Linked DNA regions of Mus musculus: region 1 is linked to region 2. A link is a loop called in an ENCODE intact Hi-C map of the cell type or tissue named here. Cell type or tissue: heart. All regions are shown on one strand. Each heading gives the region's core, and the rest is flanking DNA. Links, peaks and the distances in the headings are about the cores only.

Evidence for each region. A loop is a pair of places that touch in the nucleus more often than their neighbours do. Peaks named below come from ENCODE experiments on the same cell type or tissue, not always from the same donor. Only the 100,000 strongest peaks of a DNase experiment are listed, where the experiment ranks them.
Region 1: a loop joins it to region 2, with 2.4 times the contacts of the local background. A loop is called at or near these places in 14 of 42 quality-filtered maps.

What each region holds. Positions count from the first base shown.
Region 1 is chr4:126,547,392-126,563,161 of GRCm38, forward strand. It overlaps Clspn (claspin), which reads left to right and starts at 9,589. Exons shown (of 26, transcript NM_175554.4): 1 at 9,589-9,746; 2 at 11,817-11,925; 3 at 12,528-12,961; 4 at 14,367-14,528. The coding sequence starts at 9,723. It overlaps Mir7119 (microRNA 7119), which reads left to right and starts at 12,469; the gene lies at 12,469-12,527. In heart, for the core only: CTCF peaks have their summits at 6,495 (motif pointing right), 7,322 (motif pointing right) and 9,535; a DNase peak (open chromatin) is centred at 9,560; H3K4me3 peaks cover 1,739 bases; H3K27ac peaks cover 1,339 bases; H3K27me3 peaks cover 188 bases.
Region 2 is chr4:126,849,517-126,865,286 of GRCm38, forward strand. AU040320 (expressed sequence AU040320) reads left to right here. Exons shown (of 21, transcript NM_133886.2): 21 at 3,650-4,820. The coding sequence ends at 3,837. Gm25604 (a small nucleolar RNA gene) reads right to left here and starts at 11,596; the gene lies at 11,464-11,596. It overlaps Zmym4 (zinc finger, MYM-type 4), which reads right to left. Exons shown (of 30, transcript NM_001114399.2): 30 at 12,303-14,801. The coding sequence ends at 14,594. In heart, for the core only: no CTCF peak of the experiment used is centred there; no DNase peak of the experiment used is centred there.

The DNA of each region.
Region 1 (15,770 bases), core at 4,119-12,118, 300 kb before region 2:
GAAGATGACTTAGTTGGCAAAACACTTGCCTTACAGCATGAAGACATGGATTTGGATCGTAGCACATGCGTAAAAAGATAGATGCCATGGTGTATGCACTACATCCTAGCATTCAGGAGGCAGACACTGGAGGATCCCTGGGCTGGCTGGCCAGCTTGTCTAGCCAAACCAGAGAGCTCTGGGCTCAATAGGAGATCCTGACTGAAAAGATAAGGTGGAGAGTAATTGAGGACGAGACGGGATGATGACCTCTATTCTACACAGACACACACACACACACACACACACGCACACGCACACGCACACGCACGCACACACACACACACGAGATAGAGACAGAGACAGACATCAAAGCCCAAGCCTAACATGCATTTCCCTAAACAAAGGAAAGAAAAAAAATACTCAGATCCAAGAATCCAAGAAAATCCTAAACAAGATAATCATGTATGAAATCATACCTGGATATATTTTAGCCAAACTACTGAAAAATCAAAACCAGGTGGCTCAGTGTTTAAGAGCACTGGCTGCTCTTCCAGAGGACCTGGGTTCCCAGCACCCACATGGTAACTCACAACTATTTGTAACTCCAGTTCTAGGGAATCTGATGCCCTCTTCTGGCCTCTTCTGGCACCAGGAACACAAGTGGTGTACAGACATACATGCAGCCAAAATATTTACTCATGTATACAAAATAAAAAATTAAATAGTAATGATAACTGAAACTGGAGGCAGGGTGTGTCTGAGAATACAGTTCAGTGGTAGCATGGTTTGTCCAGTATGCATGAGGCCCTGGATCGGATCTTCAGTACTGCAGAAACAAAGCAGTTGAATCTGATGCTACACTACTGGGAAAGCTAGTTTTAACTCAGAATGAGGACTTAACATTGATCCAAAACAATAACCCAGGAGTTCTCTGAAAGCAGACACCATCTTATTTATCATCTCTACTCTCAGTATAAGTATGCATTGTTAAGAGGACTTTGCCATGAGAGAAGAGCATGGGAGCAAGTTTTCAATCAAGCATTTCTTGTAATGTTCAGTGACAGAGGAATGGCCAGACCCTACACTCATTTCAGCGTTCAGCTTTCACACTACCGTAGCATTGTACAGTGGTGGTGGTGGCTGGGGGAACTGGCATTAATTTTGTACTTGACACATACCAATCAGTGAGTTAGAGAACTTGATCTGTACCAACACATTATGATGACAACAATGATGATGATGATGACCATAACACGTGATGATGATGGTGTGTGTGTGCGCACACGTATGCATGCATGTTGAGCCCAAGAGAAGAGAGACAACTTCTCTTCAGTTGCATGGCTGAGTGGTAGAGCTGGCATCTGGATAAGGAAGTCGCTGATGCAGGTGCCTACCTTGTTCCAATGCACCATCTGCCCTTCTTGCTGCTTTTCCTGGGCCTATCACAGTGACATTTTCCTCTCTCATGTCCCTGGATCCAGTGTGTTCCTTCCTGACCCATTCTCCGGGCTGAAGCATATTCACCTTCATGAAACATTTTATTGTTTAACGTGACTCAACCTGACTTCTCTTTCATCAGATGGGTTTAATTTGGTTGGGCATTTAATGTCACTGAGAACCAACTTGTTATGTGAATGAAGCCATCTTCTGTTTCAAGTTGATTCAAACCAATCTGATCATTTTTAGCCTTATATGAATATATTATATTAATTTATTATCAGGCTGGATTTTATTGTTGCATAGGTGAAGGGCAGACATTACCTCAACATGGAGAGATAGGCCTTATGTTCCTCCATCTTACTACCGGTCATGTGTTACAGTGACATCAAATCTCAGACTGAAACTGACACAGATTCAAATACTTATTAACAATCAGGTAAAATCATTCATACAATTCATAAACTCAATAAAGTTTCAGCTCTTGGTCATTGTCTTAGGGTTTCATTGCTGTGAAGAGACACCATGACCAAAGCAACTCTTATAAAAGGCAAACATTTAATTGGGGCTGGCTTACAGTTTCAGAGGTTCAGTCCATTATCATCACGGTGGGAAGCATGGAAGCATGCAGGCAGGCATGGTGCTAGAGGAGCCAAAAGTTCTGTATCTTGATCCAAAGGCGGACAGAAGGAGACTCGCTTCAGCAGACAGCTAGGAAGAGGCTCTCTCCGCTGCACTGGGTGTAGCCTGAGCATAGGAGCCCTCAATGCCCACCTACACAGGGACACACTTCCTCCACCCAAAACACGCCTACTCCAACAAGGCCACGCCTCCTAATCCACTTCCCATGGGCTAAGCATACTCAAACCACCACAGGCATCTTATGTACTATATATCAAGAATCTTTCACGCAAGCCTTACTTTAGGTAAATAAGACATTGTGACAGGATTCATCAAATCCAGTCAGAAATAGCAAATGGAATTCTTGGCTGAAAGGGGTGCAAAAGCCTGAATAAAGAGCTAGTCTATCCATCTCTCTGAAGAATCTAATTCCTGGCTGGAGAGATGGCTCGGTGGTTAAGAGCACTGACTGCTCTTCCAGAGTTCCTGAGTTCAATTCCCAGCAACCACATGGTGGCTCACAACCATCTTTACTGGAATCTGATGCCCTCTTCTGGTGTGTGTCTGAAGATAGCTACAGTGTACTAGTATAAATAATAATAAATAAATTAATATTTAAAAAAAAGAATCTAATTCCTGGGCCCACTAGATTCTTCTCTCTAAACATTCAAGGGTGGGGACAGCTGTAAAAATCAATGCCTGGAACCAAATCACACAACTTCTTTCCACCCATTTCACTCAGGAAAAACCATGGCCAATGCTGAAACACATTTAAGGACCTTGTAGCAATGACTGGAGGGAACGATCTTATAGCAATTGCTACTGGAATGCAGGTTTATGATGGGAATTTCTCAAATACTTCTAACCACTCCTAGAGTGTAAAAGTATTTCTTTCCTTTTTTCTTTTCTTTCTTTTCTCTTTCTCCCTCTCTCCCTCCCTCTCTCCCTTCCTCCTTTCTTCTTCTTTCTCTCTTTCTCTCTTTCTCTCTTCCTTTCTCTCTCTCTCTCACTCTCTCTCTTTCTTTGAGACTAGGTCTCATAGAGCCCAGGCTGTTGAGTCCTCCCTCCAGCCTCTACTTCCCAGAGTCTGATTACAGGCATGCACCACCACAGGCATGCACCACCACAGGCATGCACCACCACACCTGGTTTTGTATGTTTCTAGGAATTGAATCTAGGGCTTTGCAAATTCTAGGCAAATATTTTGCCATGTCTGGAGTGTGTATTTCTTACTAAAATCTTCAAATGCTAAATATGGCTCTTGGAGTTTATATTAAAGATAGTTAACACACCTATATGTCAACTTTAATGTACATGAAAACACTATGATTTGCACATATACAAAATGTGTATAAATATGTTACATTTTATGTTGTGTATAATTTGTTAAACTATTTAAACAAATGCTAGAAATGGTAACACTTTCTTTGGAGTTCTGTTATGTGATAAGACAGGACAAGCTGATTCCTTCCTTCCTTCCTTCCTTCCTTCCTTCCTTCCTCCCTCCCTCCCTTCCTTCCTCCCTCCTTTCCTCCCTCCCTTCCTTCCTTTCATCTTTTTGTTTGTTTTGCTTATTCATCTGGAGACTCACTGAGTCTAGATGATCCAAATGCATCAACCTGGCCTTGTCCATCCAATGTTCCATAACCTACAGCTTTGTGTGCATATTCCATCCGCAAAGAAAGACAGCTTGGTTCTAGCAGACATTCAGGCTCCAATAACACTGCAGAGTGCTAGTGAGTTGGATTTAACCTTTCTGTCTCATTAGCTGTCTCCTTCCCCATCATAATCACCCACTCTTCCCACAGTCATTCCTTGAATAGTTCCTTGAACCTCTGGGTCCTTCCTACCTCCACGCCTTTGTTCATTCTACTTTCCCTGCCTAAATTATTCCTCTCCTCTTCCTCTTTACCTATTTGAACGTTTCTCACTGACATTTAACAAACTTGCCCCCCACCCACCCACCAAATGCCAACCACATGTGCATCATGATGACAGCCATGAGAAATCTCTTGATTTACTAGTTGATACTCTAGTAAAACCATCCTCTGGGCTGACGGTGGGCACAGCGCTAGTCTGTCCAGTACTATCTGTCCCTTGTCAGCTGTAACTTTCCTGATAGACTTTAGCTATCTCACATATCTGAAAGGGCTCAGACATTAATCAACCTATAAAGTAGGTGCTAAGATTGAACAGGATGTAGAAATGGACCAGCACTCCTCTTCCTTCTGTGGTAAAATCCTTTTCCTTAAGCATATATACCTAGATAAGTCTCCCTACATTGGCTAAGGCTTATATGATCAAGGTATACATATACATGATTAGCTATTATATACATAATATATGTGAATATGTGTAAAATATGTGACCTACATACATTATTTACATTTAAAAGCTATAGTTTATTTCTCTCTATCACTTTCACTCTCTCTCTCTCACTCTCTCTCTCTGCCCATGGAAGACAAAAAGAGGGTGTCATATCCCCTAAGACTGGAGTTAAAGGCAGTTATGTGCCACCTGATGTTCAAGCTGGGAACTGAGTCTGTTCTACAAGAGCAGCAAATGCTCTTAACTGCTAAGCTCTCTCTCAAGTCCAGGCTGATGTATATTGGTCAATCAAGTGCTAGGAATCCTAATGTCTCAATAATCTTTGTACTGAGATAAAACACCAGAGAAAACTCAATCCATCCAGGGCAGAGGAATTTCTGTTATACGGATTCGTGGTCAGGAAACCAGGGAAGAAATGGAGTAGTAAAGGCAGTGAGTGAGTAGGACATGAAAAGCTGCTGAGCTAAGGTTCTCTGTACTGCTAGGATAACAGATGTGTGCAGCATCCCGTGTCTGTGGCCTTGGCATGCCCGGCAGGCATTCTAGCGCCTGAGCTACATTCAAATCCTCCTTTGCTTTCTCTGTCCTTCTGTCCCCATTTTCCCTCCTCTCCTGGCCTCAGGCCCACAATCTTTCTTCACCTCCTGAGTGATGAGTAAAAATTTTTTTTTTCAAGACAGGGTTTCTCTGTATAGCCCTGGCTGTCCTAGATCTCAATCTGTAGACCAGGCTGGCCTCGAACTCAGATATCCGCCTGCCTCTGCCTCCCAAGTGCTGGGATTAAAGGCGTGTGCCACCACTGCCCGGCCAAGCAAATTTAAAAAAAAGGTTTATTTATTTATTTATTTTATTTATATGAGTATACTGTAGTTGTCTTCAGACACACCAGAAAAGGGCATCAGATCCCACTACAGATGGTTGTGAGCTACCACGTGGTTGCTGGGAATTGAACTCAGGACCTCAGGAAGAGCAGTCAGTGCTCTTAATTGCTGAGCCATCTCTTCAGCCTCTGATGAGTGAGTTTTTACTTAGTGACCTGTATTCCTAGTTTTGATGGGTAGTATCATGGTCTGTCACTGGAGTCACCTCTACTCTCACCCCTCAAAGCTAACCATCCAACCAGCACTATTAACTCTGCCTCTTTTTTCCAGTCCATCTCTCTTCCGCTGTTGCTATCATCAACCTAGTTCAAGTTCCGGAAATCTCCCAGAGACAACTGGTCTCTCTGCCCCCAGTCTAATCCCTTTTCCATTCACCTTTCACACACTGCTAGAGTAATCTTTCTCAGGCATATACATCTGATTACGTCACTCTCCTTAACCATTTCTACCCCGACTCCTCAACTGCCCCGTTTATTCTGTTTAAATTCTGAGTAGAACATTCCAGACATTTTGTTCCTCGTGTAACTATCGGCCTTCATTTTGGCCCCCCCTCCATCCCCACATCCATACCCCGTGCTCAAGTCACAGTGACCTACTTTCAGTTCCCCAAACACAACCTGCTTTATCAAGCCCCTGCACATACATGGAAGGCTTTCTGTGCCAGCCGGAGGCACTAATTCATCTTTGAAATTCAGTGAGTGAGTCATTTTCCCTGACTTGCCCCAGCCATCGTCTGTCGCCAGCTATGGTTGCTTCTCCCTCCAGCTCTCCACAGTCGCTTGCACACATTTACATATTGCATATACTTGCTTGCTTGCCTGTCTCCAACTGGCAGTAGGGGGTGGGGGGGTCTCTGAGAATAAGCTGGTTCTTATGTGTCTTTGCATGCTTCATGTCTATCATAGGCTTAAAACAGGTGCTATGGAAAGAGCAGGTGACTCTTTTATAAGTACTTTAGGTTGGACAAAGTTGAGGCATAGGAGCCTCTCTACACAGAAAATAACCCGTTTGGATGCTGACTCACCCTGGAGAAAGGTCCTGTTTTGTTTTGTTTTTGTTTTGTTTTTGTTTTGTTTTGTCTTTTTTTTGGGGATTTTTTTTTTGCCTTTTGTATGATTTTTGATCACTCATTCAACAATTAAACACCTATGTTTCAGGTCTCGCATGACTTTTTTTTTAAAATTAATTTATTTTAGGCATATGAGTACACAGTTGCTGTCTTCAGACATACCAGAAGGGGGCATCCAATCCCATTACAGATGGTTGTGAGCAACCATGTGGTTGCTGGGAATTGAACTCAGAACCTCTGGAAGAACAGTCAGTGCTCTTAACCACTGTGCCATCTCTCCAGCTGTTTCTTTTTTTTTCCTTCTCTTTCTTCCCTTCTCTTTCTTTCCTTCTTTCTTTCCTTCTTTTTCTTTCCTTCTCTTTCTTTCCTTTCCCTTTCTTTCTTTCTTTCTTTCTTTCTCCTTTCTTTCTTTCTTTCTTTCTTTCTCTTTCTTTTTTCTTTCCTTCTTTCCTTCTTTCTTCCTTTCTCTTTTTCTTTTCTCTTCCTTTCTTTCTTTTTCTTTTCTTTTTTAAGAATTAGGAGGAGGTATTGTGTTAAAAAAGAGAACCAGATGTGTCCTGAAGGAAGGATATTCTGTAAAAGCTTTAAAGCTGTTTGAAATTAAATTATGAAAAAAAAAGTTTGAAGTTCAGTGCTTGGTGATATAAGTATTCCATTCTACTACCAAAGACAAGTTTGATTAAATAACTCTTCGAACAATCTTACAGAGATTCTCCTTTTCAACTACATCCCAAGCCTTCTTTACATGGCTTCAGATAAGAAGAGTAGGGTATCGGGATGCTGAAAAGATGGCTTAGAGGCTAAGAGCACTTGCTGCTCTCACCTCTGCCTAGTGATTTACAGTCCCTTTAACTCCAGCTTCAGAGGATTCTAGTCCCAGACTCCACATGCTAGAAGGAGAATACACGTTGTTATCAGTCCTCCACATGGGCCAGGGCCTTCCCTCCACCAAAAAAAAAAAAAAAAAAAAGTAGAATAACATTACTGAAACTTACCACTGGGTGGCAGTGTTTCTCCATAAATAAGGTGTCACAGGCCTTTGGATTAAATCAGTTCATAAATTCTACAGAATTATAGTAAAGCTATAGTAACATGATTGACTCTTTTTCGAAAAGAAAAGAAATATAGAGACATATCAGGGAGGGAGAGCATTTATTTAGCATGGATGAGGGCACCGGCTTTGATTCTCAGCACAAAACCAAGAGTCAAAAATAGCATTGTAGGCATCTCTTCAAGCTTTTCTTACTCTTTAGCTCGATTTTGTTCATTTCCGTGGAACAAATAATAACAGAACACTTGAGAATGGCACGAATGTGTTAAGTTCCATTTTTCTCATGTACTTGTAATCTCGGCATATTTATTTATTTATTTATTTATTTATTTATGTGTGTGTGTGTGTGTGTGTGTATGTGAGAGAGAGAGAGAGAGAGAGAGAGAGAGACATATGCTAGTGCTGCATACGACATATGTGTGGAGATCAGAGGATAACTTTGAGGAGTCTCTCCTTCCCGTCCACTGTGGGTTCTAGGGACAGAACTCGCCTAGGCTCTAGGGTGGTTGAGGCCTCTGCTGTAAGCACCTTCACCTGCTGATCCATCTTGCTGGCCTAGAACTGATTTGTGTATACTGATTCTGTGTGCTATGTCAAGATCCAAAGTGCCTAATTTTAGAAGTACAGGCTAACAGATGAAAGTCATTTTTATTCATTTTGGTGTTTATGGGTATTTTGCTTGAATGTATGTCTGTGCTCCACATCCATGCCTGTTGCCCATGGAGACCAGAAAAGGGTATCAGGGCTCCTGGAACTGGAGTTATGAATAGTTTTGAGCTGCCATGTTGGTGATAGGAGTTGAACCAGGGTCCTCTGGAAAAGCAACCAGTGATCTTAACCTCTGAACTGTCGTTCCAGCCCTCAGAAATAATTCTTTAGACAGAAGTGTAATTTGGGGCAACAGAACAGGAGAAGGGAGATTTTGGAGGATGCTCTCGGTGAGCCTGGAAATCATAAAGAGCAGGTGACAGTGGACGCGAGACGATCACATTACTTCCCTTACACGCTTCCTCCAAAGATTAAGAGAATGATGATTATAAAATTCTGCCCATTGTTTGTCACAAACTGTATGGCCAATAAAAGTCAGTCCTCCAAATGCTGGAGGAAGTGCTACAGATAGATGCATATTTGTGAATCATTGATGTATACGGTCATAGTAAAATAGCCTTTTTTTTTTTAAAAAGGGGGTAAAATATGAGGATGGGACTCTTTTTTGTATTTTTTGGAAGCCTGGAGATTATACCAGGGAGGGCCTCATGCAAACTAACTAAGCAAGAGCTCTACTACTGAGCTGCATCCCCAGCTCAAGACCCTTAGGGGTGTAGAAGTGGGCGGAGATGTGGAGAAATGGAGTTGTTTTTTATCTGAATGTGTATTCAGATAAAGGGGAGACCAGTGTCAGAGGTGACTGTCATCCCTCGTATCCTCTGAGGAGATTCTAGGGATGTGAGGTTTTCCGTGCTAAACCTGGGAAAGTCCTAAGCAAACTGGACAGAGTTGGTCACCATACCAGAATAGGTGAAGGGGGGTGGGGGGAGTTAGAGAGGAGGGGGGTTTGGGTGGGATGGAGGATAATAAATACTCAGATCTTTCTTTCCCTGTGCCAGCTGGTCTCTTTATAATAACTTTGTAAGGAGTTTTAACACTGGCTTGACCATTCAGAAGACAAAAGACAAGTCAGCTGGGACAATACAGTCCAGAAAGGACATTCTTGCCTGCCTATAGAACATGGGGAAGAAAGGACAGAGAATCGACCCGAAGAGGTAAAAACATTAACTCTGCAGGTTAGGATTGCTCCAGGGATGAACTGATGGAGAAAGCCTCCACTGGGGTCTAAGGTTCCCTCAGCAAAAAATTCAGGTGTGGGACACTCCCAGAATCCTGGGAACTTCTTCCCAGTTCACTTCCTGCATTGAAATTTCTCTCCTCTAATTGCATACGGTACGACCCATCGAACGAAGACATAGGTCAAAAGTCCAAGAACATCATTCGCAAGATACCTTCTTTCTAAGCCATAGCGCGGGATCTCTTCGCTCCCCGAGAACCCCCAGACACCCCAAAGCCACTCCTAGATCTGTTTGACAAGAGCAGCCGCAACCCGCCAAACCAACGCAAATTACATTTGCCGGGCAGGCAGGAGGCGCCTCCTGATTGGCAGGGCGATAGGGGTGGGGCCTCGGAGGGAAACCCTCCCTCGGATTGGTGCAAACCCTCAAGGTTGAGCGTTGTACCGCGTCTGGGCGCGAAAGCTCGAACTTCGCTGCCGAGCTGGAGACGGCGGGAGCTGTCGCCGTCAAGTTGAGGTTACTGCAGACACGTTCTCCTGGAGCTGTGCGGAAGGGAGGCCGGAATCATGACCGGCGAGGTGGGTTCTGAGGTGAGTTTAGGCTCTGGTCCGGGCTGTGGAGGCCTTTCGCTGAGGGCCGAGTGGGACAGTCAACCCAGCAGGGCCAGAGCGCCGAGCCGGGAGGACTACAATTCCCGGCGTGCACCGCTCCGAGACCACTGGACTGAGTCTGGGGGCCTCTGGAGGGTCTCCATCTGGCTTCCCGCGCTCAGTCCCCACAGCTTCTGGTTCGGCGGCGCGCGCTGTTGTCCGCCCAGCCGGGTCCTCAGCTTGTCACTGCAGCCCGCCTTGCTCTTTGGCGCGTTTCCTGCCGCGCAAGCTCCCTTTACAGCATCCCCACAAAAAAAAAAAAAAAAAAAAAAAAAAAAAAGGCCTTGGCCAGCCTGGCCTGGAAGTTGTGGGGTGGGAGTCTCTGTAAGCACAGGGTGAGGGGTATAAGCAGTTGGAACTCTGGTTCTGGAAGGAACTTGTAAGGGTGTCGCGCGTGGGCCCACAGTCTTTGCCTACAGTGGCCTGGCTCACAGCGTCCTTCCAGTAGCTGGTGACTCACTAGTGGAATTTGGCCATAGAAAACCTTTTCCGTGATCTGTGTTCTTTTCTGGAGCCAGGACTAGGGCCAAATAGTTGCCTTAAGAACAGATTTAATGGGGGTACCAGAAAAACCTAATCACCAAAGGAAAGCCTTTTTGTTGTTGTTGTTGTTGTTGTTGTTTTTTTTTTTTTTTTTTTTTTGAGACAGGGTTTCTCTGTGTAGCCCTGGCCGCCCTGGAACTCACTCTGTAGACCAGGCTGGTCTCGAACTCAGAAATCCTCCTGCCTCTGCCGAGTGCTGGGATTAAAGGCGTGCGCCCCCACGCCTGGCTATGAAAGCCTTATTTTGACATGAAGTTTTCACGATTAGATATTGAACAAAATAACAGACTTTAATCAAGATCTCGTTGTGCACCAACCTGTCTTTTTGCCTCACTAGGATTTTTTTAAAAAGCCTTAATTTAAATAACATTATTTTCAAAAGGTGGCTGACTTCATAAGCCACACTTTTGCTGACTCTTACTAGAAAGAGAGAAAGAAAGAAAGAAAGAAAGAAAGAAAACAAACATAAAAGTAGGAGACAAAGACAGGGAGGCAAAGTTAGAAGAATGGTATGTGAGCACAATTATGACATGAGTGAGTGTGTGTGTGTGTGTGTGTGACTATCACAGTGGGATCTGAAGGATGGCTCATAAATAAAGACATTTGTTTTGAAGCCTGACAGCGTGACTTCTATCCCCAGGACTCACCTAGTAGAAGAGATTAGATTTTTGCAAGTTGTCCTCTGTCTTCCTTCGGTGCTCTATAGCACACCACTCCCTCTCTAAATGTGCCTACACACACATGCAAAATAATGAAAAGGGGGGCTAGAGTGGTGGCTCATCTGGTAAGAGCACTTGCTGCTCCTCCAGAGGACCTGGATTTGGTTCCTGTCACCCACAACCATCTGTAATTCCAGTTCCAGAGAATCCAGTGTCCTCTTCTGACTTTCATGAGTATCAGGTTTGCACTCAGTGCCCTTACATACATACAGGGAAAATACTCCTACACATAAACAAAGTAAATCTTTTTAAAAAAAAATTTAAAAGGGACTGGAGAGATGGCTCAGTGGTTAAGAGCCCTTGCTGTTCTTGCAGAGAATCCTAGTTCAATTCCCAGTGTCCACATCATGACTGTAACTACGGCTCTAGGGTGTCTCATGAACATTTTGACCTCTACAGGCACTTCATGAATATGGTGCACAGACATATATGCAGATGAAACACTTATAAAATTAATACATCTTCTTTTCAATTGAAAAAACCCGAAAAACCAAGCGAATCTGATTTGTGCAATCGATGTGTTTAATAAAAGTAAATGGAGCTGTTCAGTTAGTATCCTGTAGCAATTAGTCTCGGTTTGTGTGTGTTTGGTTTTGGTTTTGGTCTGTGACTTTAAATGTCATCTGTGTGTTACACTGTCCCGTTTTGGTTCTTCCCAGTTGCAGCTGATGTCCCCACACTGTGTGTCCCCATATATACTCAGCTCTGTCTCCTCCTTGTTAATGCTAGGTTTATTCTCATTCTCTAGGTTAACCTGGAAGTCAACGATCTAAAACTTCTTTCACAAGAAGCAGCAGACAGTCCTGTAGACAGTGGACAGGGCAGCTTTGAAACACTCGAGCCCTTGAGTGAAAGAGGTTTGTAATATATGTTATGTTAATTTTAGGAATAGAATGTGGGGTCCTGGGTTGTGAGTGATTTCAGTTAATCTCATTATTTTCTTGACTTATCGAATTAAATTGTTAGTGCCCCAACTTTATTATTTATTTTCTTTATAATAAATAAAAAAATAGCAGTGCTTACATATATTTTTAAAGAACATCCATTCCTGTTATATAACAGGAATAAGTAATATGTTATTTTTTTATTTTTTATTTTTTTTTAGTTAAAAATAGATAAAATGTCTAATAGTTACTTCATTGCCTGGCTAAATGCATTCACTATAGAACAGGATTTCTAACACCTGCCAGGATGATTAGAACAACTCTACACATTATAAATGTATAAATGTATATAATTACATTTCTTAGCAAGAGAGGTTTTGCCACAGAAATTTCTTTTAAATATATTTTTAGATATGCTTTGCTTCAATGAGTTCTTACTGGCAGTTGTGTAATCCCATAAGGTGATATATCACATGTGTAATTAAATATGTTTTTAAGTAGCTTTGAAGAAGGACAAAGGACTGGGGGATTGGGTGCCTTCTTTTTAAAAAAAGAAAAAACACCGTTTCCTCCAGATTCTGATGAAGAGATTTTTGTGAGCAAGAAACCTAAGAGCAGGAAAGTGTTACAAGACAGCGATTCTGAGGCTGAGGACAGAGACGATGCTCCGGAGAAACCCACCTACGACGACAGCGCAGAGGACACTCAGGAGAACTTACATTCAGGGAAGAGTCAGAGCAGAAGCTTTCCCAAAGCCCTGGCTGACAGTGATGAGAGTGACATGGAGGAAACTCCGAGTCAGGAGAGTCCTGAGACTCAAGAGGCTCCTTCCTTGGAGCCAGGCCACCAGACAGGACACTCTGTGGACTTCACCACCGGCAGAAAGCTCTCCAAAACACTCCTCAGAGAAGGAGCTGAGGGAAAAGCAAAATCCAAGAGACGGCTGGAGAAAGAGGAGAGAACAATGGAGAAAATCAGGAGACTAAAAAAGAAGGAAACAAGATGTGAGGTATGCTGAAATTTTCTGACCTTTGTAACTGTTGTTATTGTTATTTTTGATCAGGGTCTCACCATGGAGCCTTCACTGTCCTGGAACTCACTCTGTAGACCAGGTTGGCCTCGAACTCACAGAGACTTGCCTGCTTCTGCCTCCCAAGTGCTAAGATTAAAGGTGTGTGCCACCATTGCCCGGCTGTTTCTTTCTTTCTTTTTATTTTTTATGACACAATTTCTTTTTTTTTTTAAATGGGTGAACAATATACCCTTGAGTATGGATGAATATTTTATGTATCTGCTTGTTGAGGTACATTCTAAAAACTAATTAGGTTTTGTTTTTTAGGTAGGTTGATATTTTAGAAACATAGATTTTAATTCCTGATAATCATTTCTGCACACAAAATATAGCTTTAAATTAACCTCTTTGCATAAAGAGTGATGGTTATGTAATTTGCAATTATTGATCTTCTTTGCCATTGTAGATGCATTAAGGACATTTCCAAATAAATGGGGTATTGTTTTCTTGGTGTGTTCTTGTAGTAATTCTTCATTACTGTTCCTCTGATGAAGTTGACCTTTGAGAGGAGAATTTTTAATGACACATGTATCAATCAAAAGTTTACTTGTTAACTAGAAAATTATCCTCAAATTTTATCTATTAAAAGTTTACTTGCCGGGCAGTGGTGGCACATGCCTTTAATCCCAGCACTTGGGAGGCAGAAGCAGGCAGATCTCTGTGAGTCTGAGGCTAGCCTGGTTTACAGAGTGAGTTCCAGAACAGCCAGGGCTACCCAAGAGAAACCCTGTCTCGAAAAAACTTAAAAAAAAAAAAAAAAAAAAAAAAAAAAGGTTATTTAAGCAGGGCAGTGGTGGCGCATGCCTTTAATCCCAGTACTTGGGAGGCAGAGGCGGGCGGATTTCTGAGTTCGAGGCCAGTCTGGTCTACAAAGTGAGTTCCAGGACAGCCAGGGCTACACAGAGAAATCCTGCCTCAAAAAAAAAAAAATGATTACTTATTTTATGAGTACACTCTTGCTGTCTTCAGACACACCAGAAGAGGGCATCAGACCCCATTATAGATGTTGTGAGCCACCATGTGGTTGGTGGGAATTGAACTCAGGACCTCTGGAAAAGCAGTCAGTGCTCTTAACCACTGAGCCATCTCTCCAGCCCATCCTCAAATTTTATAAAGTAATTAATCGTTCCATACGTATTTAGTTGATTTTCCAAGACATATTTACTGTTTGCTAAGTAAATATTGGGTAGTTATATAAAAACCACAGCTTGAGTTTCAAAGGGTAAGTGTAAGTTAGGAGCCAGTGAGAATGTTCCAGATGAGAGACAGTTAAATTACCATATGCTGCTGTGAGATGCTAGGCTTCAAAGTGATTTGATGGTGCATTCTCTTTATTGTCTAGGAAAGTGATGCAGACCGGCCGCTTAATGACAGTGGCTGTCTCCTTGAAGATAGTGATCTTTTTGAGACAGGTTTGGAGGAAGAAAATGACTCTGCACTGGAGGATGAAGAGTCGTTAGAGTCAATAAGGGCGGCTGTAAAAAACAAGGTGAAAAATCGCAAGGCAAGTCAAGAGCCAGCCCAGCCCAGCCACTGTGTCAGTCTCTGTCTCACGGTTGCATTTATTGTTGGAGCTTGCAGACTTTAAACTTAAAATACTTCTCTGTATGTGGGTGTTTTGCTTGCATGTATGTCTGTGTGTGCATACAGTGCCCATGGAGGCCAGAAGAGGGTGTTAGATGCCTTGGAACAGGAGTTACAGATGACTGTAAGCTGTCTTGTGGATGCTGGGAACGAACCTTGGTCCCTTGTACTTGGTTCTGTGGGTAAGATGGTTTGCTGTCCAAGTGTGAGGACCGAAGTTCAAATCTTCAAAGCCCAGATCACAAAGCCATGTGTGGTCATGAGCCGTAGTCCAGCACTGGGTTGCTGGGACTTGGTGAAGAGACCCTGTCTCAAGGAAGTGGGGGAGTGGGGAGGGATAAGAGAGTAGGACACCTCGTAGCCTTCTCTGGCCTCCATGTGTACACCAGTACACAAATAAATAAATACAACAAACATGTATACACACACACACACACACTAAAACCGAAACAAAAAAGAGGAATATTTTAGCTAGGTTTATCACTATTGCTGTAATAAACACCATGGCCAGAAGCAATTGTGGAGGAAAGGGTTTGTTTTAGCTTATAGTTGTAGCCCAGCGTGAAGAGAAGTCAGGGCAGGAGCAGGAGTCATGGATGAGTCCTGCTTACTAGCTTACTTTTCAGATCTTGCTCAGCCTGCATTTTTTTTCTTTTAATTAGTTAATTAATTAATTATCCCAATGGCTGCCTCCCCAGTCTCCCACACAGTTCTCCCCCCCCCCCATCTCCTGCTTCCTTTCTCCTCTTAGAGGGTAGAGGCCCCTCCTGGGTATACACACTACACACACATACACATCAAGTCTCTTCAGGGTTAGGAGCATCCTCTCACACTAAGGCCAGACAAGGGGAACGGATTCCACAGACTGGTAACAGCTTTAGGAACAGCTCCCACTCCAGTGGATGGGGGACTCCCATGAAGACAGAGCTGCATATCTGTTACATATGTGTGGTTTGGGGGGCTAGGTCCAGCCTGTGTATGCTCTTTGGCTAGTGGTTCAGTCTCTGAGAGTCCCAGGGTCCAGGTTAGTTGACTTTGTTCGTCTTCCTGTGGAGTTCCTATCTCCTTTAGGGTTCTCAATCCTTCCCCCAGCTCTTCCATGAGCAGCCTGCCCTTTTATACAAGCTGGGACCACCTGTCCCGGGATAGCAACTTCCACAGT
Region 2 (15,770 bases), core at 3,965-11,964:
TCATGCTTACAGCTGTATAGAGTGATAAAGAGTGCACATAAAGGCCTGAGATGCTCAGCAGGAAAAGAAAGGCACTTGCCACCGAGTCTCACAACCTCGGTTCAGTTACCTTGGTTTTGTTTTGATCTTTTTTTGTCCCCCCACCTCCCCAGAGCTAAGGACCTGAGGACTGAACCCAGGGCCTTGTGCTTGCTAGGCAAGCGCTCTACCACTGAGCTAAATCCCCCACCCTGACAGCCAGAGTTCAAGCTTCAGAACTACATAGCGAAAGCATCTCTGTCTCTCTGTCTCTGTCTGTCTGTCTCTCTCTCTGTCTCTGTCTCTCTCTCTCTCTCTCTCTCACACACACACACACACACACACACACACACACACACACACACACACACAGAGCAGAGAAGGAGGGAGGCGTGAGAGTTTGAAAAATTACAGGAGAAACAAGCCATGCAGGCTAAACGCAGCAGGTAATTCCAGCATTGCAGACACAGGTAATGTAGTGCAGCCCCACTGCTGGGAGGGCATTGGGGACAGGGACAGAAGCTATTATGTGCCAGGCAGTGATCAGAGGGAGTGAGCCAGGCTGCATGGGTAAGCAGGTCTTCGCTGAGGTTCCCTCTAAGAGCAGTGGGTACTTTAAGGGCCCAGCATCTGTCTGGGTGATCCTACACTGTGGTGCTTGGAAACAAAAGTTCAGTGGGCCTGGTGACAGCATAGAGCAGGCAGGAAGTTCAGTGGGCCTGGTGACAGCATAGAGCAGGCAGGAAGTTCAGTGGGCCTGGTGACAGCATAGAGCAGGCAGGAAGTTCAGTGGGCCTGGTGACAGCATAGAGCAGGCAGGAAGTTCAGTGGGCCTGGTGACAGCATAGAGCAGGCAGGAAGTTCAGTGGATCTGGTGACAGCATAGAGCAGGCAGGAAGGGAGAAGTGTTCTCTAGTAGTCTAAGGGCATGGTGACAATGTGCAGAGGAGCAGACAAGGTCAAGGCTGATTCGTATCTAGCTGCTGACAGAATCAGGGCAGCTATTACCAAGGCTGTTCAGCGAGAGAAGAATTAAATTGAACCCTGCAGAACGGTCAGTACTGAAAGATGAGACTCTACGATCCTCTCGGCATGACGGATCTCAGCCCTAAAGACAGGACTGGGTGCCCAGGGTGGGCTGAAGAGGAGGAAAGGTCCTGCAGGGTGGCATCATCATAAAAGAGTCACAACTCATGATGACTCCAGAGATGCTAGCAGCTGCCTCTAGAGCTGGTGGACTGCTGATCCCTGTAGGGTCGTGGTGAGGAGACATATGCCCTACAGATTTCAAAGTCTTGAAAATTGAGTTACAAAGATAACCTGAGAAGCTGGACAGGGGCCAGGACTCCCGACCAGACTGCATGCAGAGGCAGGGCCTGGGGGCGGGGGAGGCCTCTGAGGGGTGGGGAGCTGTGGAGATGCTGCTTCTGAGGCAGAGGAGGGAAGGGTAAGGCTACACTAGGCAGGGCCAGAACCCAGAGTGAGTCTAACAGAGGCCGGCTCTCCTTCTGTTCTTCCTTTATAGAAGGTTGAACCAAATGAAATGACTGACTTTTTACCATCCACTAAAGTAGAATTTCTCTGTAGCTTAAACTTATTCCGCCAGAAAATTGTAAACGCAGCATGTGGAGTCCTTATAAGCGAGCACACCTAAGATCAGCCCCTGTCCCCTGTGCTGCTTTCCAGTTAGTGCCCAAGTTAATAGTTTCTTGTCCTTGTGTGCAAATGGTACATGTTCTAGGCTGCTCTCACCCACATTCCTTACAACAGTTCCTCTGCACACAGGCAGGTACTGTTTATTGACCAGCCACACTGCTCAGTCTGATCCTGTGCTGGACACACACGGCATCTCTGCCAGGTGCAGATGGAGCGAATGATTGAGCTCCAGTGGGTGCATCTAGTCTTCACTGACAGTGTCCCCTCCTTTGAAGTACATGGAGGAGCTGTGGCAGTCAGGTGCAGGGTATGAGATGGGGCTGTGCATCCAGGGAGGGATCTCCTTAAAGGCCCTTGTCATGTGGGGAAGAGAGGAACCTGCATGTGGGCACTAGGAAGAGAAAGCTCTTGAAGTCTCCAGGGGAGGGCTTTGGGGAGAGGGCCAGCATCTACAGGAAAAGTGGGCCTTTCCCTGGCATCCCACTGGCCACTGTTCCCACACACTGGACAGCCCCGTGTTGCCAGTGCCCAGGCTCTGAAGCTCTGCCATACTGGTGCCCAGGCTTGGATGAACTCTACTCCTGCGATGCACAGAACTAAGCCATGGTCCACTGCATAGCCACATAGCACATGGATGAGGGCCGTAGCAGGGCGTGGTCCTTGAGTGTAGGTGCTCAGGGTCTGGATACTCAGCCTTGGAGACTTGTAAGCTGTCGGGCGGGCCATCAATCCTCATAAGATGCTGTTGGTGTTTAGGAGAGTGAGGAATGGCAAGGCTGTAGACTGCCTGACAGAAGCACAACTCCTCTGACATCGCACTGTTAACAGGTAGGGAGCTAGTTCCTGTAGTCAGGCAGTGCCAGCGTCCAGAGCACTGCTAGAATGAGTGCCTCATCAGCTCTCCCCACATCAACCATCTCTCTGTAGAATGGAGAGTTTATCCCCGGGGTCTCTGCAGTGAGGGAAAGGCTGGGAAGGTGAATGCCAAGGCCTTTAGTCTCAGACAGCTTTTTGGATTTTTTTTTTTTTAAGATATTTTTTTTTTTCCTAAATGGTGGCGCACACCTTTAATCCCAGGACTAGGGAGGCAGAGGCAGTTAGACCTCTGGGTTCCAGGACAGCTTGGTCTACAGAGTGAGTTCCAGGACAGCAAGGACTACACAGAGAAACCCTGTTTCAAAAAACAAAGATTCGTTTTTATCTATGTGTAATTGTGCACACGGCCATAGAGTCGAGACGTTGGCTCCTTGGGAGCTGTACTTATGGGAGTCACAGATGCTGTGAATGCTGGAAATGAAAACCCAGGCCCTCTGAAAGGAGTAGCAACTGCTGCTTTTAACTGCTGAGCAATCTCTTCAGCCCTCGGTGCTCATCAGAACACGGATCGTGTGTTCTGATAAAATGGCTGTTTGGGGTTGTCTCTGAATGAGAGTCCCAGTCAGTCAGGCACTCCCACTGTTGCTTTTCTTTTCTTCTTTTTTTCCTTTTTTCTTTTTGGTTTCTCGAGACAGGGTTTCTCTGTGTAGCCCTGGCTGTCCTGGAACTCACTTTGTAGACCAGGCTGGCCTCGAACTCAGAAATCCGCCTGCCTCTGCCTTCCTAGTACTGGGATTAAAGGTGTGCACCACCGCCGCCGGGCCCACTGTTGCTTTTCAATTTGTGTTTGTTTGTTTTTCAAGACAGGTCTCAGTATGTAGCTCTAGGTCTCAGGACATGCGTATTCTCTGAAAGGGAACAGAACACAGCTGGGTGACCCCAACCAAAGCTATGGGCATAGCAGGAGAGTCCAGGTCTAACCTTCAGGCTTGGCTTCCTGTGGACTTGTTCTAGCCAGGCTAGGCCCTCCTTCCACCCTCCCTTCCAGCAGAGAGGGACCCCCTGGCCTTTCCTGTCTCCTCTCCAGGAAGTGATGAGGATGGGCTGTGACTCGGGCCTGGCAAGGCGCTACCTAACACGGGGGTTGTCTTTCTGGCAGGCAGCAAACAGAAAGGCCCCACGCTGAGCAGCAGCCTGATGCATTCTGAATCGGAGCTGGACAGCGACGATGCCATCTTCACATGGCCAGACCGGGAGAAGGGCAAACTACTGTATGGTCAGAATGGCTCTGTGCCAAACGGGCAAACACCTTTGAAGTCCAGGAGCGCACGGGAGGAGATCTTGTAGCCCCCTGATCTGTCTCAACAGTCTGGGCCTCAGTGCTAGGGGCCAGAGCACCTCTAGGCTGATTCCTCACCTTTTGGGTCTGAGGGCAGCTGCTCTCCCAGCATGTGCTGGCCACTCCATCCCAAAAGCCCCCATCAGAACTGCTGGTACTTGAATCCTCAGATACTTTATAGGAGCCCTTGAATGAAGCTGTGAATGGAGAGGTTTTCTCTATAAACCTATGTGGTAGCCCCCCCCCCGGCCCCCCAAATGTCCTCATCTCAGGGCCTCACTTTCTGCACACACCTCCCTGCCTGAGAGCAGACACAAACAGGCCCATAGCCTCTCCTCTGCTGTTAGAGCAATGCAGCTGGGCCCAGAACACCCATGATGAGGTTCACTGCGTCTACCCTGCACCTCGCACAGAACCAAGAGCCACCAGCCTCCTGATGGCAGGGGCCTAGCCCTGGGCATATTCATTTGTTTGCTTCTCTGGGACAGTATGCCCTGCCTTCCCTGGGCCAAAAGAAATCCGTGCTGTCACTGATGCTGGCGATGATGCAGAGCTGTCGCTGCCCTCAGCTCCTGCTGGCTTGTTTATCAGGGATATGGGAGCTGCGGGCATGACAGCCACATTCTCCCAGAAGAGACAGCCACAGATAGACTGGAACTCTCTGGCATGTGAGTGCATATGTGTGACTGCCCCACTGTGGGACCTGCCACATCCCTCCATCCATGTCTTTTCTGTGTCCTTTGCACGTGTGAGTGCTCGAGTGTATGTGCCCATTCCTCATAGGTCTCTTGGCTGCTCTCAAGGTTAATTTTAACTTGGAGACTTTCAGCTCCTTGAAAGACTATTAATCCCTCCAGCCTGATGACCAGTTCTCAGCTGTGGTGTGGCAGCTGAGGAATTGGGTTTCGGGGAGAGTGACTTTTTAAAAAGGACTTAATTTCTACTACTGCACTATCTGTTGTGAGATAATTAAACATGCTATTTAATTGTGTGCCTGGCTATGAGGTTGTGCTATTTCATGCTACATGTGTGACCTGTGTTGCAGGGCCCTCCACTGGTGTAGATCCCAAAGCCTGCAGCATATTGGCTGGTGGTGTAGGGCCCCAGTCTGCCATGGTAAGTGGGGTGCTGGCTGGCCATCGATGCTCTTTGATTTTGACCTTTTATTATACAAAAATGACTTCTGTCTGCCTGGGACCTTACAGCATTTGTTCCGAGGGACACAGAGTATCCTAAGGTCCAGAATATCTTAAAAAGCATTGTTTGTTCCTTTTTGGGTTCCCAGCATTTCAAGAACACCAACATGAATGTCATATCCCAGTCCTACCAGGGGCTGGAATGCACATCTGTGTGTCACAAGAGGCAGTGACCCTAGCCAGTAGCAGCTTCAAACAATTATTAGCAGGGCCAAAGCACAGGAAGCCAGCAGCTAACAGCCAGGTGAGTGTGAACGGAGAGTGAACATTTACTTACCACTCCCATGTAGACCCTGCCAACAAATGGTCCTTCCTGTGTGGATCTGAAGGACTGGCCATGAAGAGGTAATCATGGTTATGTAGATCATCTTATAGAATGCTCATAACTTTATGTTGTAAATATTGAGAAGACCCTTAAAATGTCTGGACAAAAATCTTAACCTCTAAACCAGCCAGATTATTTGAACCAACCAATCAGAAAGCAGGAATAGAAACAGGTATAGTGGTATATGCCTGTAACCCCAGCATTCAGAGGGCTGAGGTAGGACTGCCATGAGTCTGAGGGCAAACTAGGGTGCACAGAGAGACCTTGTTTCAAAACATATGAACTAGAAAAAAATGGCTGGCTGAGCATTAGGAACACTTGCTGTCCTTGCAGAGGATAGCAGTTCAGATCCCAGCAGCCCACTGGGTGGCTAAGACTAACTCCACGGGGGAATCTTTTGGTACACACACAAACATACACACACACACTTTTTTTTTTTTTTAAATAATGCTTCCATAAATGTGTTGGCTAGATCATTTGGCCTGACCATGGTTGTATTCCCATAGGCTGTCTTGAGTTTTTTTTTTTTTTAATATTTATTTATTTATTTATTTATTTATTTATTTATTTATTTATTTATTTAATGTAAGTACACTGTAGCTGTCTTCAGACACTCCAGAAGAGGGAATCAGATTTCATTACGGATGGTTTTGAGCCACCATGTGGTTGTTGGGATTTGAACTCAGGACCTTTGGAAGAGCAGTCGGCGCTCTTAACCACTGAGCCATCTCACCAGCCCACACCTTTTAAAACAAACAAATGAACGAACACATGGGCTGGAGAGATGGCTCAGCTGTTAAGAGCACTGACTGCTTTCCTAGAGGTCCTGAGTTCAAGTCGCAGCAAACACATGGTGGCTCACAACCATCTGTAAAGGGATCTGATGCCCTCTTCTGATTGGTGTTATCTGGAGACAGCTTCAGTGTACTCACATACATAAAATAATTCTTTGAGGGGGAAAAAAAAACAAACATGAAATGGGGTGGAAGAACAGTTATAAAAACTACAGGAGTGTTGGGAAGCATGGATTCACCACAATCAGTCATGGCAGCTCAGCACCCATGAGGATGAAACAGAATTGCTAAGTATGAATAAGGCTAGCTCAGACTATATAGTGAGTTCTGAGGCTGCCTTTAAAGTGAGGTTCCAGCATACATGCCTGATCCCCCACCCCCAATACCACCATTTATAATGGTAAATTCTACAGGAGACACAATGGTTGAAAATATAAAAATGTAAGAAACAATTCTGTTTCCTATGAAGATAATAAAATCACTACCAGTTCCTTTCTCCAAAGGAGGTACTACCAAAAAACAAAAACCCAAAAGAATAAAGGTATCCCCAAATATTTTGACAATTCCAGAGAGCAACAGTAGTGGTCTTCCAGCAGACCTCCAAGGTGGGGCCAACCTATCCAGCTACTACCACTAGTGGGGTGGACTGGAAGAAGCCAAGGCTGCTGAGGAAGGAAGCTGTAGGGGTGGGGTGGGGCGTCTGCAATGTCTACAACTCCCCCTAGAGCTGCTGCTTCCCAAGAACCCATCTCACAACAGTTTCTGAAAGGCGGCAACAGCAGCTGAGAGATGCCTTCCACTTTGACCTCACCCTTAAGCTACTGACAAGTGCAGTGCACAGGGCCTGGCTTTTGTCTTTTTCCAAAAAATGACCAGAAGACAGCTGAGAGGATGGCAGCTCCCTCAAACGCCATAAATCTGACAGCAAGTGAACACACCATCCGTACCACCACCTTAAGGCAAAAGGGGCAGGAGAGATGGCTCAGAGGTTAAAAAGAACTGGCTGTTCAATTCCTAGCACCCACATGGGAGCTCACACCTGACTATAACTCCTGTTCCAGGAGATCAAACACCTTCACACCAATGCACATAAAAAATAAAATAAAATTTTTTAAAACAATTTTTTTTTTAAATTACCCTCACCAACAGTGGCTAGAACACAAAAAGCCCTATGCTTGATACAGGGGCACGGTGGCACAAACCCATTTAAGCAATGCGTTAAGGGTTGGAGAGATGGCTCAGCGGTTAAGAGCACTGAGAGCTCTTCCGAAGATCCTGAGTTCAAATCCCAGCAACCACATGGTGGCTCACAACCATCTGTAATGAGATCTGACTCCCTCTTCTGGGGTGTCTGAAGACAGCTACAGTGTACTTACATATAATAAGTAAATAAGTCTTAAAAAAAAAAAAGCAATGGATTAAAAGTTCAAAGGTCATCCTTAGCTGCTTACATCATCAAGGCTAGCTCTGAAGGATGGGAGTGGGGATTCCTTTTGGAGAAATGGTCAAAAAGAACAACAGTGAAGGCAGTGTTAGTTTGTAGAAGGAAGCACCCATGTTTGAAAGTGACTTCTATTGAGCGGCACACAAAGTGACGAATCAGAGAGCGATTTGATAGAGTAGGATATGCCCAAGAGAAGAGGGAGGAAAAAGAGGTTGAGAGTGCAGACAGGAAGAAAAAAAAAAAAAAAGAAAAGACAGAGGAGGAAGAGGACAGTTTTTCCAGGACTGGTATTCAAAAGTTCAGAGACTGGTTGCAGAGAAAGAACAAGCTAAATATAGGTAAAGACAGAAAGAGCCAGAGAATGACGAGCCGGAAGATTAGAACAGATTGCCATAGTTTGAGGCCAAGCAGAGCAATTCGGTTAGAATCCAAGAGAGAAGCTAGATTGAGTCAGTAAGCCTGGAAAGGAGTTTGGGCCAGAACAGCCGAGTTGATTCTGCCAGTGATCAGAAAGAAGAAAGGGTGAGCTTATTGAGCAGTAAGTCACAGGAACTGAAAAGATTTTAGGTCTAGATTAGACTGTACCAAGGCTTAGACGCTTCCAGGACTAGGCCTATGTTAGCGGATAGAGGCAGTAAGCCTCTGAGACAACAGGAGAATGAAGGTGCTTTTACAGCTGTGATGGGTGGTGGTGGGGTATCTCTAACCACTACTGCTTAACCTGGAATCTCATCATGCTCATTAGGTAAGTACAGCATATAGCACCGTGGGAGGGGGTAGCTAGTTTCAACTGGAAGTTTCTGCAGGTGAACAGTCTCAGGCTATAAACATCTAGTAGGAAGAAGCTACAGTGGTCTTTGCTCACAATTGAAATTCCTGAGAAATGTTTTACCCTAGCTCTTAAGCCCGGCCATACAGGTTAATGGCTTTGCTACTGGTCTTGGAGTCCTTGACAGGCCACACGCATGTGGGTTGTATTCACTTAGGACTCCCTCTACTTCCCATACCACCACTCCACACACTGTTTTTTTTATTAGATATTTTCATTTACATTTCAAATGCTATCCCCAAAGCCCCTATACCCTTCCCCTGCCCTGCTCTCCAACCCACCCACTCCCGTTTCCTGGCCCTGGCATTCCCCTGTACTGGGGCATATGATCTTCACAAGAACAAGGGCCTCTCTTCCCAATGATGGCCAACTAGACCATCCTCTGCTACATATGCAACTAGAGACACAGCTCTGGGGGGTACTGGTTAGTTCATATTATTGTTCCTCCTATAGGGCTGCAACAACCCTTTAGCTCCTTGGGTACTTCACCTACATTAATAAAAAATATAAATGGAAGAAAACTTGCTACTCCCCCCCCAAAAAAAAAGGTAAAAGAAAAAGAAAGGCAAAAAAGTCCCCCAAAGCATAGTATGTGCAAGTTTGAATAAGAAGAATGCTACCCATAGGTTTATGTATTTAAATACTTGTCCAAAGTTAGAATTATTTTGGATAGACTATGATTATATCACTGGAGACAGACTCTGAGGTCTCAACAGCTCACAGAAGTCTCAGTGTCTCTCTCTGCCTCCTGCTTGTGGGCCAGATGTGAGCACAGAGTTACTGTGCCAAGTCATGCCGAACACTAACTCTGACATGCAGAAATGATCTGCAGATTACCACATTCTGCAAGATCTACAATGTTGAATATAAGGATTCACGGGCATTTGAAACCTTAGTATATATCAAGCAATTTATGTACATTATAAATTTAAAAATTGAGGGTCAGGGAGATGTCATAGTAGGTAAAGGTCCTTGTGGCCAAACCCAAAGACATGAGTTCTATCCTGAAACACACCATGTGGTGGATTGAAGTGACTCTACTCAGTTATCCTGTCCCTCAGATATGCATCAAAATATAGGCATACATAAATACATACATACCACACCCATACATACATACCACACTCATAAATACATATATATAACAACACCCACCCACCCATACCCTTGGTTGCCTGTGAAATAACTTTGGGGTAAAGGTGCTTGCTGACCACAGAACACACTTGCTATCAGTGGTTCTTTGATTACCACATTCATCGCTGTTGCATGTGTAATGTACATACACAATGTTAATAGAAAGGGCTGATAAAATAAAGGTGCTTGCCACCAAGCCCAACAAGCAGGGTTGTCTCAGAACTCCATGGTATGGAAGGAGAAGCAATTCAAACCAGATGTCCTCTGACTGCCAAACCACACTGTGGCAAGTGTGTGCGCACATGAAATGGGTACAGTTTTTCAAAAGAGATTTCAAAGTTTTTATTGGTTCTTTGTGAATGTCACATCATGTACCCCAATCCCACTCACCTCCCCATCCCCTCATACCTGCCCTCCACCCTTACAAGCACCCCTGTAACAAAGAAAAAAAAACCGTTGCTGGGAGCTGTAGTGTCAGTGTGTCCCACAGTATACCCTTTTATCCACACTTTTGCTTGCAAATGTTTATGGGTCTGGTACAAGGCCCCGATGGCTTCTGTTACTTTGTTGATACAGAACCTCACAGGGACTCCTCTCAGATATGGATATCCTGTTGTTGCCCTGTTTCATAGAGCGCTGGTAGTTTTGGATCTATGGAACCGGCCCCTTCATGGACTCATTGGTGGGGTAGATGATGGGGTGAGACAACAGAAAGCCCTAAATCTGAGATGTATCAGAGATGGGCAGCTCTCCTGCTTTCAAGTCCTTTGGGCTGGCAGCAGCCCCCCAAAACCAGGGCCAGCACTACCCCGCTGCCCAGGTGAGTTACAAGGCCTGCTCTCCTCCCGCGTGCTACAGCTGGTGAGGGATATGGCCAATTTTGCCACTCATAATCCTGTCTATCACAGAGGGAGAGGAAGAGAGTCCCTCTCTCATCAGCGCCACTGTCCAGCAGACACCACCCTTGGGTCCAGCTCACCTTTATCCCCCACATCCAGGGACAGCTCTACCCTCAGGCAAGGTGAAGGGCCTGTTCTCCTGCTCTCACTATCCCAGCGCCAGCTCCCACTGGCCTAGGTGTCAAGGGCTGAGGGCGGGGGACACTGCTGCATGGCAGACAAGAGCTGTTCTCCACACTAAAGCCTTCCAGGCTAGCTCACCCACAACCCCCACATCTAGGGCCAGCTCTACGGTGCTGCCCAGGTGAGGTGCAGGGTCTGCTGTCCTGCGTGCTGCAGCCAGTGAGGAAGATAACGAGCTCTCCCAGGATGCCTAGGTAGGACCAGTTCCGCACAGCCCTCAGGCATCAATGTCCCTAGGCAGCGGCCCGCACCTGGGAGTCCATTGGCCTTTGGTAAAAACAGATCCCTGCTGCTGCAGGGCCACAGACCCAGACGTGACCCCACACAGGCTAGGACCCCACCATGGTTCCAGGTAGCATCACCAGCTACTCACACATCAGACTGTTCCCCACTACCCTGAGTCTCCAGTTCTGCCTCTCTTCATTGTGCCCACATCCTTCTGTCTGTCTCTCTGGCTCTCTCTTCCATTTCTACACTACTCACTTGCTCCTCTTAGTGGCTCCCAGGGTCTCCATGTGTCTGGGATCCTCTCAGGAGTGGTCTCAGGAATGGTACCTCCACTCATGCTTTATGGTGCCACAAGGCAGGAGTCATCTCAAGCGAGCTCCCTGTCAGGGCTCCATGGCACCAGCCTGGTGGTCGTTTCGGGCTTGCTCCTGTACCAGCCCACCCAAGTGGCCATCTGTCTTGAGCTCACTCCTGCCTGGGACCTGTGGTCCTAGGTGGGGTTCTTCTAGTCTTGGGCTTGGGGTTCTTTCTAGTCCTGGGAGTCCATCCAGGCCTGCCTGGCACCAGAGTGGTGGTCATCACAGGCTCACCTTTTCTCAGGGAATGTTAGGTACTAATCATTCAGAGACAGTCATGGGTCAGAACTCGGAGCAAAGACAGCCCCTCCCCTGCCACCTACTGACGCACATGGGAGACAGTAGCTCTGCCTACACTGCCGGGGTCTCAGGGGGCAAGAGAGATGAGTACGGGTTTAAGAGCCATCTTACATTTGAAAGCTACAATGTGCCATGCCTAACAACTAAGAAATTGTTACTGTTTCATTTCACAGAGGAGACAATTGAGCAGTTTCTCCCATTTACTTAGGGTTACATAGAGAGAGCAATCAGGAAGACCCCAGAGCCTGCAACTCTTCCAATGTTACAGTGCCTCACAATTAAAAAACACCTCAAGGACAGGACAAAGTATTGTGATGAACAGCAGAGGAAGGCGGGGCATTGGTACCTTACTATCTCCTCATCTTTCTGACAGACACTAGGAAGGACTTTTGTATTCATGTGGAAACTGGACCTCATTTACAGAAACATTTTACTTTCCATGTTTTGGGAAAAGAGTTTTATAAATGTAGGAATGTTATAGGGGAAACAAATAGTCCATGTAGAATTTGGTGGAATACCCAAGACACCTCTAACGACTAAGAACACGCACTCTTTAGTCCCACATCGTCAGCGAGACCCTCATACACCCTGCTAAGTCTCTGACATGGCAAACACTCTCAGCAACAGGACCTTGAAGAGGTCTGCCCAAAGGCTGTGTGCATGCCACCCGGCACGCTAGCTACTGGGACTTTTAATATGGTTAAAAGTTATCTAAAAATGGAAACAAGCCTTGACAGGAAGCAAGCAAGCCACAGGAAGACGGCAGTGAATAAAAACCAAGGAACTTTTCTGAAAGCTGCTTTCTTTTTTTTTGCAATTTTACATCTCTTGGATCATACCAATAAGATCAAATAAAAAAATATATTTAAAGTTTTTTAAAGCAACAAAGAAAAAGAACTCACCCATCAAATACAAATATACTATTTTATTCTAAGGGAATAGTTCTGTGGTGCCTGCAAAGAGAAAATCCAGAGACAGAGACCAAGGACGGGACAGGCCGAGCTCAGGTGCTAGTTGTTGGGTTTGTTCCTCACTCCCCCTAGAGGGAGGAAGGAGTAAGTATGGTTTTACACAATTTTAACAAAATAAAAAAAACAAATGATTTGACACAGCAAACAGCTACACTCAGGAGGAATGATTGATGATCAACCAGTTTTTAACATTAGTTTAGGGTCTGAAGCCCCTGCACTAACATGCAGCTGAAGCCCGATACAGTCGTTTATCTGGATAGTGGTTGTTCTCTTAAAAGATACATTTTTTTCTTTTTGGTATTTTATATCAATTTATATACTAAGCTAACAGTATTTGTTTTTCATACAACTCTAGATGGGAAATGTTAGTGTTCACACAAATCAGAACTGATACAGCAGGATGACACCTGGTGTTTTGGATGGTTTATTGGTGACTTATCAGACAGGCCAACTGCTTTCCCTCCGATCAATCAAGGTCTGGAAGGAAGAAGTTTCCCCGTCAGAAATGACAGCACAGATGGAGTTAATCATACAGACTGGGGCAGAATTACTTCTTTCACATAATTCTTAGTAACAAAAAGGATATTTGTTACAAGCAGAGGGACAGAACCACTAAGTACACAACGTCAAAGGCCCATTTTAAAGTTCTGATGTATTTAAGTGACCTTTATTTGTTTAAAACAAAACAACCAACTTGCTACTCCCACCTATAACATGGGACACACTGAAGTCTTAGGTGACAGTCTGGAGAAGCTTATGACTTCTCTCAGGTCTGCTGTAAGCTCAAGTTAACGTCAATTAAAGAAGCTCAGTAATTATCCAACATTATTAAAAGCTTGATTCAAAATTTGTAGGAAAGAAACTGAGAATGGAGATGAGGGAGACACCTGGTAATGTCACACACACCTGTGCCTTGCGCTTCCCATAGACCTGTGCGAGCTAGAGTCTGGAATACAGCAGCAGAAAGGTCGCATGGATGTGTGAGGTCAGTCACCTCAGACTCCAGCCCCACAATTCCTAACTTGCAAGTTCCCTGGGGCAATAAGGTCAACTTCCAAATGCTTTTACACAGGAACCTACTGCAATCTTCCCTACCGTAACTCGGACAGCTACATAATACTGTGTCTTTGTGGGATCGCCCACACATTTGTCAGAATTGTGGAGACAGATTATTCTTTTTGAAATGACAAGGGCCTCTAGAAGCTGGGACAAAGAACAAGCAGCATCATTTGGGACAGGAAAGTAAGACAGGGAAGAAAGGATGCCATGGGGAAAACTGGACACAAAGGGAGGCCCCACTTCTGTGCAGCCAGCTGAGGCCAGGAGACAGCAGCACCCAGAGAAGCGGGCATTTTAGTGGGCTTTCTATAAATACTTCAAGACACCAGGGTCTAATGAGCTCCACAGATTTTCTGTGTACATAGTTATTTTCTGAAATATCATCCTTTTTACCTTAAATCACCCACAGCTGAGAAGGCAAGACCCTAAATGAAAAGGGGCTCACTAACAGTAATGAAGGGCGTGTCCTCTGATGTGAGGGGCCTTCAGTTAAAAGACTAAAGGCTTCTATCCTTCACATAAGTAGGTTGGCAGTGAAAATCAATCCAGACCACTATCTTTTTTATAAAAACTTGAGTATTTTTATTGGATCTTCCAGGCTGAGTCTCCCTGTCCTCATCTGATGCCACTCTCAGCTGTGCAGTGACCTCTCCTGACTTTCATGGACAGCTTGCTCAAGTAGCCTACTGCAGCCAGGGTCTCACTGCAAAGCTACCCCTTCTAACTAAGGTTACTATGGTAGAATTTTATACAACAGTTTTCCTTAAAAATATTCCACAATTTCTTATTCCCAAAGAAAATAAGATTATGCACCACTCAGAAACTGGTTAGTCTTTCGAAGATGTCTATGACCACTCCTCTCCCTCCCAATCCACTCACCCTTCTCCCCTCAGGTTACATTTGCAGTCCACTACGGCTCAGAGCCACCGTTTTTCCCACCAAACAAGCAAGTCAAGAGGACTTGCATTTCAACATCTTTCCAACAGCTGAGTGCATCACAGCTTGGTGCATACCAGTGTGCATGAAAACGGGAGCTTTCCTTCATGTTAATCTGATAATTCAGCATCAGAGTCTTCAGATTTGGCTTTGGCAAGTTCTTCATGTACCTCCCTCACCATGAGAATGCGCGTCAACATGGTGTCCAGGGTTCCAGGGTCTATGGGGAATGTGGAGTACCACATGGGACTGTTAGGAACACAGGAGCGCTCCGGCTGAAGGTAGAACACATCACTCCTCTGCTTCACACTTTCAGAACTATCCACAGGAGGAAACAAGCAAAAGAGAGAAAACAAAGTTGAGATGGGAACACGGGAAATACACAGCATCCTTTCTTAGGTAACAGTTCTGAACTTCTTCCCATCCCGTCTCACGTTGTCAGTAACACCAGAACCACAGGCATAACATGCATGTTCCTCCCAGGGCGGCCCAGAACCGAGCTGAAAGTGGTAGACCGTGATAGATAAAGAAAGCCCAGCCGGGTGTGGGGCAGACACCTGTAGTTCTAATCCTTGGAAGGTGGGGATGAGGGCTGGGGAGTTCAAGGTCATTCTTGGCTACAAGTCAAGTTTGAGACCCAGCCTGGGAAACATGAAACCCTGCCTCGAAAGAAAGGAAGAAAGGAAGGGAGGGAAGGAGGGAGGGAGATAGGGAGGGAGGGAGGGAGGGAGAGAGAAGAGAGAGAGAGAGAGAGAAGCATAAATCCTGTACTTCACTTCAAATGGGCCAATTTGCATAGGTCACTCGATGCTATTATTTCTTTGACCAAAAAGGTGTACTTTTAGTGTGAGTCATACATTATAATCAGAATTTCTTTAATTCAAAACTTTAAACTCTGGACTCAGACTGTTGGTGGCTAAGGGGAGAGTATATACTCCCAGCTTGGGGATGGGCCTGTTTGGATGTTGGCTCGTTAACATACAAAACTCAAATTTCTTAAATGCTTTCTCCTCCTTGAAGGCTTTAGCCAAAAACCAGCCTCAGAATTTGTTTTCTACACAAAAAATAAATCACTATAGATAAGACTCCATCTATATAGCACACGCTTTTAATCCCAGCACTTGGGAGGCAGAGGCAGGCAGATTTCTGAGTTCCAGGACAGCCAGGGCTACAAAAAGAAACCCTGTCTCGAAAAAAAACAAAAAAACAAAAAAAAAAAAAAAAGACTCTACATACAGGATGAACAACAGTGTGTCAGAAGGTCAAATAAAATGTGATCCCCCCCCC